Regions from separate parts of the Homo sapiens genome. Here region 1 is linked to region 2. The links are chromatin loops, found by intact Hi-C in ENCODE. Cell type or tissue: heart left ventricle. All regions are shown on one strand. Links, peaks and the distances in the headings refer to the core of each region. The heading gives the core; the rest is flanking DNA.

Region 1 (2,922 bases), core at 89-2,588, 680 kb before region 2:
TTGAAATGAGATTTGAGTAAAAAGGAAAAGCATGGTATTTGCAAACTATTCATCCATATACAATAAAGCTTTAATGATTTTTTCCTTCCACGATTTTAGCATAAAGTCTGATCCTATGGTCTTTACATAGGTTGAGCTTTTACATTTTTAAAATGGTATTTCAGCTTGATTAGGAACTCCAAGGGGAGAGGGCTGATCCAGACTAGAATCCAGACAGCTTGTTCACCCACTGTATTTTGCCCAGTAGAGGGCACTTGGAACTCACACATAAATTGCAGTGGCATCAGTGGTAGCGGCGGCAGCAGCAGCACTTAAGATATCCATTTTCATTGCCATGGTGATTCTTTTTTTTTTTTTTGAGACCGAGTTTCTCTCTTGTTGCCCCAGGCTAGAGTGCAATGGCGCGATCTCGGCTCACTGCAACCTCCATCTACCAGGTTCAAACAATTCTCCTGCCTCAACCTCCCAAGTAGCTGGGATTACAGGCACCCGCCACCACGCCCAGCTAATTTTTTGTATTTTTAGTAGAGACGGGGTTTCACCATGTTGGCCAGGCTGGTCGTGCACTCCTGACCTCAGGTGATCTGCCTGCCTCGGTCCCCCAAAGTGCTGGGATTACAGGCGTGAGCCACAGCGCCCGGCCGCCATGGAGATTCTTAATTAACAGATAACATCAGGTTTTCATTGACACTGGTAAAATGAGGTGACTGTGACCTTGAATAATAAAATCTGTAATCATTTTGGAAATATCAGGAGTTGGAAACTACTTAGATATTTCTTCTTGGTGATTGTGCTGACCTGTAATCAATACAAACAAAATCTAAATTGCAAATTATTCTTCAAGCTACATCCCCGGGGTAAAAATTTTATTTCTTTTTAAAAATAAAATTGAATATATACTTGTGACAGCTTTAGGATAAGAAAGTAATAGACATATAACATCTATTATTCTTACGTGAGGAGAATTGAATTGCTTAATACTTTTAAGTATCAAATAAACAAGTTTCAGGCACAGGAAAAAGGAGTCTTAGAATGTTGAGATTCAACATTTTCCCCTTCGTCCGCAGAGTACAGCTTAAGCAGCAAAATGAGGAAAACGACATTCTCTCTCTGTTCTGTTTACAAGTCAAAAGCTTTGATTTACCACTAGAGGGCACTCATTACCCTGTTATCTTTCTGAGGCCTTTAGCTCAGCAGGGCTCCCATTCAAACGGAATCTCTGCATTTACTAACATTTGTGAATTATTTAGGAATAATTAGAAACACCCCATAATTCTGGACAGATTTTTTTCTTTCTAATGCTTCTTCTGATTGTGACGAAAAGTCCTTGACTGCATCAAATGTAAACTAGAGGGACTTAGCAAATTCAGATTGCTTTTGCAACCATACATAAAATGTACTTTACTATCATACATTTTTAATTTTTATAAAGCAAAGTAAAAATTTAAGAACACTTATGCTTCTCTTTTTATGTTTTTCTTTTATAGAAGCAATTCTGGATATTAATCACTTTGGAACGACATCTTTGTGATGTTTCACAGCATAAAATCAACTGCTACATTGGTTTCTTATAGTTTCTTTGCAGAATGATGAAAAAAATAATTAATCTCGTGAAAATCCTTCTAATTGCACCAGTTTTCTGGTGTTGCGTAGTATATCTCCAACTCTAAAATTTTATTACTCAGGTCTTTCAGTACAGCATGTGGTCAGGTTGTATTATTATTTGCAAATATTTACTCCACCTTTTTCCCAATGGGAGGAAAATTACCCATGCCATCATGCTGAGCTTGGTCAATGGAATGTGAGAAGAATAACGATGCCAATTTCAAGGAAAGACCTTAAATATGATTTAAGAATAAAGGCATTAGCCTCTTGCCTTTCCCTTTTGCCATGAGAATGCATGTGTTATGAGAATGCATGAGTGGCTGCCTGTCAGCCTGGGTCCCTGAATGTGAAGCTCTATGGAACAGAGCCAAGGTTTTCAGAGCCAAGTGACACTCGCTGGCATGTTACTTGGGCAAGAAACCTGTTTACTGTTGTAAGCCACTAGAGTTTTAGGGTTGCTTTTTGTGCAGCAAACTGACTCATATAGAAATTGATATGACGAGTGGGGAACTACTTTATGAAAATAAAAATGGTGTCACAATTGCTTCAGGATAAAGCAGTAGGTGGTAAGAAAACTGTAAAGGAAATTGAAAAAAAGTGGTGATCGATGTAATATAGTTTTTCTGCAATGGTGATAAGTTTGGAGGCAGAGAGTATACCTCATGAAATTGTAGCTTTGGCTGGCGGGGTATTTAAAAGGAATATTTCTAGTGTGAGTTGGTTATTAGCTACATTTGATAAGATATTTTTAAAAGGAAATAAATACAGAAAATAACTGGCCTGTTTGTAGGAAGGAGTGAAATAGAAAACACAGAGTCCCAAATTTTGGGATTTCAGAGTTGAAAAGTGAAACTGTTTTCAATCATCAATTGATAAAAAATAAAATTAAGAAATGTTTTGAGCCAAAAACACTGATTAAGACATAGGTACAGCTAAAATTAGGGGTGTGGCCACAAATCCTAAGGGCACAGTTCTGCCATAACTAGATAAGCACACAATATCTTTAATTAAGTCTAAAGAAAAACATACATCTACAAAATAATTGTGGTAGCAGCTACTGGCACACAGAAATGTAATCACATAGATAAATAGCTATATCTTTGAAAGAGTTGTACTGCCAAAAGCACTGTCATCTTCAATTCAAAGAGACTGTAACTGTTTGAGATGATTTGTGCCCCAATTTTCTTGGGCAAGAGGCAGGCTGAGAAAGCTGCTCCTTCCCCTAGAATGGCATTGTCTCCAATGCTCTCCTCAGGTGCATCCAACAAGAATAACCAAAAAGAGAAGATGTTCCAGAGGGTGGATTCAAGACACAGA
Region 2 (2,922 bases), core at 233-2,732:
CTCTTGAAGGCAGCATATAATTGGGTCGTTTTTTTTAAATATATGTTCATTTACTATGTGTCTTTTAATTGGAGATTTTAATTCTGCTTACAATTAAGGTGATTGTTGAAAGGTGATTAAGGACTTATTGCTGCTACTTTGTTAATTGTTTTCTAGTTGTTTTAAAAATATTTTCTTCCTTTCTTCATCTCCTGCTGTTCTGTGTGGTTTAGTTGCTTTGTCTAGTAGTATGTTTGAATTCCTTGCTTCTTATTTTTAGTGTATCTATTATAAGGTTTTGTTTTACCATAAGGCTTATAAAAACATCTTGTAACAGTTTATTTTAAGGTGACAACAACTTTAATTTGATTACAATAAAAAGGATGATATATTTTAACTCCACACCCACCATTTTAAATTATTTTAAGTTTTTATGTCACAATTTACGTCTTTTTATATTGCATATTACTCAAGAAATTAGTATAATTACTGTTATTTTTAATAGTTTTATATATTAACCTTCAATACTAAATATGAAACTTTGGCAGTTTTTTTTTCTTCCACACTTTGAATATAACATTCCATTCCTTCCTGGCTTGTTTGGTTTTGGTTAAGAAATTTGCTGATAGATGTGCTGGCATTCCTTTGAATGAGACGCATTTCTTATTTCTTGCTGCTTTCCTATTTTTTCCTTTGATATTTGATAGTTTACTGCATGTCTTGGGGTACTTCTCTTTGGATTGAATTTCATTGGAGAGCTGTTTGCTTCCTGTATATGTGTGTTGTCATCTGTCCCAAGATTTGGAAAGTTTTCAGTCACTATTTCATTAAATATGCCTCTGGCCCCTTTTCTCTTTCTTCTTCTGCAAAATATATTATGCAAAAGTTTGATCTCGTGATCATGTCCCATAATTCTCACAGTCTTTCTTCATTCTTTTTAATTCTTTTGTCTTTTTGCTTTTCTGAGTGAATAATTTCAAATATTCTGTTACAGCTCATTAATTTTTATTCTGCTTAACCTATTTTGCTGTTGAAACTTTATTTTGAATTTTTCAGTTATTGTATTATTCATCTCTAAGATTTCTGTTTTTTTATTCCTCCAAATTTTTTTCTTCTTGCTTTTTTGTGTGTTATTTTCCAAATTTTATTAAATTTTTTATCTGTATATTCTTATAGTCTACTGGAGTTCTCAATAAGGATTATTGTGAATTGTTTGTCATTTTATACATTTCCATTTATTTGTGGTTCATTATTAGAGTTTATTACTTTCTTTTGAAAGTGCCATGATTCCCTGAGTCTTCATAATCCTAATGTCCTTATGTGTTTTTGTTTTGTTTTGTTTGTTTTGTTTCTGTGCATTTGAGGAGACAGCTCCCTCTTCTGGCTTTTACAGGTATTCTTTGGCAGTTATCACAGAGCTTTACTATTTAGTTTATCCTGTGATTCTGAAAGGGCTAGCTGGTGATGACCCAGGTGGTATGAGTGCCATACCTCCTGTAAACTGGTATAATGCTATTTGAAAGTGGTCTTGAATTAATTGTAAATATATGGTTGTGCGTCTTCTAGTTGGCTGTGCTACCATTTTTTTTTTCTTTCTGACGTCAAATGGTGCTACTCTGCTCACCTTTGAAACCACTGGCTGGGCTCTGCTCTCAGGTGAAGCTGCTGGCTGAGTACTACAATGACTTCTGGTCAGAAAGTCACATGATTTATTCCCTGACTGGGCAATTCTGCTATTTGGGATCTGAAGTTGGGGAGCATTGCAGGCAGGGATTCAAGGTTAGATGGAGTTGTTGCTCTGGTGGAACTCAAGGATATACTTCCCAGAAATGTGTGATTGTGGATTGCCCACCTGTCTAGGTGGAGCTATAGATTGGGTCTATTGTAAATTGATTGGCTGTTTGACCTCCTGCATCAAGCACTATCCTCTGTGTTTCTCCAAAATACACAGAAGTGGGAGTTTCTTTGCCTGGTTGGATCACTGGGCAGGCATTTTGTCTGTGTGGAGCTGCTGCTTACCTTGCTGGGTCAAGCCAGTGTAGGTCTTTCTCTTCTCTGACATGCGAAGGTAGGACTCTCGCTGCCTTGATAGGGTCATTGGGCAAGCTTTGGGTCTGCAAGGAGCTGTTGCTTGCCTTCTTGGGTCAATCCAGTGTAGCCATGTTGCTGCATTAGGTTCCACAGAGGTGGGAGTCTTCTTGCCTAATTGCCTCTTATATTGTCATAGAATAATGCTAGTTGCATATATAATCAATATTTTTTTTCTGTGTGGAGAATTACTCTTTTATCATTATATTATGTCCCCTTTAGCCCTAATAATTTTCCATGTTCTAAAGTGATATTTGTCTGATTAATATAGCCACTTTGACTTTATTAGTTTTAGCATGGCCTATCAATTTCCATCTCTTTAGTTTTAGCCTATCAAATCAATTATTTCCATTGTGGCTATTTTTAATTTCCAGTATTTTCTTTTGATTATTTCTTAGGCTATCATCTCTATGTTTATATTACCCACTTATTCTTTTATGTTGTCTACTATTTTCATTGGAACCTTTTTTTTATTATACTTTAAGTTTTAGGGTACATGTGCACAACGTGCAGGTTTGTTACATATGTATACATTTGCCATGTTGGTGTGCTGCACCCATTAACTCGTCATTTAACATTAGGTATATCTCCTAATGCTATCCCTCCCCCCTCCCCCCACCCCAAAACAGGCCCCAGTGTGTGATGTTCCCCTTCCTGTGTCCATGTGTTCTCATTGTTCAATTCCCACCTATGAGTGAGAACATGTGGTGTTTGGATTTTTGTCCTTGCGATAGTTTGCTGAGAATGATGATTTCCAGCTTCATCCATGTCCCTACAAAGGACATGAACTCATCATTTTTTATGACTTCATAGTATTCCATGGTGTATATGTGCCACATTTTCTTAATCCAACCT

The links. Peaks named below come from ENCODE experiments on the same cell type or tissue, not always from the same donor. Only the 100,000 strongest peaks of a DNase experiment are listed, where the experiment ranks them.
Region 1: it touches region 2 in a loop (13-fold over the local background); 39 of 110 quality-filtered maps call a loop at or near these places.

The regions. Positions count from the first base shown.
Region 1 is chr11:96,463,769-96,466,690 of GRCh38, forward strand. The region is part of intron 1 of JRKL-AS1 (JRKL antisense RNA 1); the gene reads right to left. Among named protein-coding and RNA genes, the nearest start is that of JRKL-AS1, 42 kb to the right of the region's middle. In heart left ventricle, for the core only: CTCF peaks have their summits at 234 (motif pointing right) and 1,145 (motif pointing right); a DNase peak (open chromatin) is centred at 313; H3K4me3 peaks cover 813 bases; H3K27ac peaks cover 226 bases.
Region 2 is chr11:97,139,738-97,142,659 of GRCh38, forward strand. No RefSeq gene overlaps it. Among named protein-coding and RNA genes, the nearest start is that of LINC02553, 120 kb to the right of the region's middle. In heart left ventricle, for the core only: a CTCF peak has its summit at 1,354 (motif pointing left); no DNase peak of the experiment used is centred there.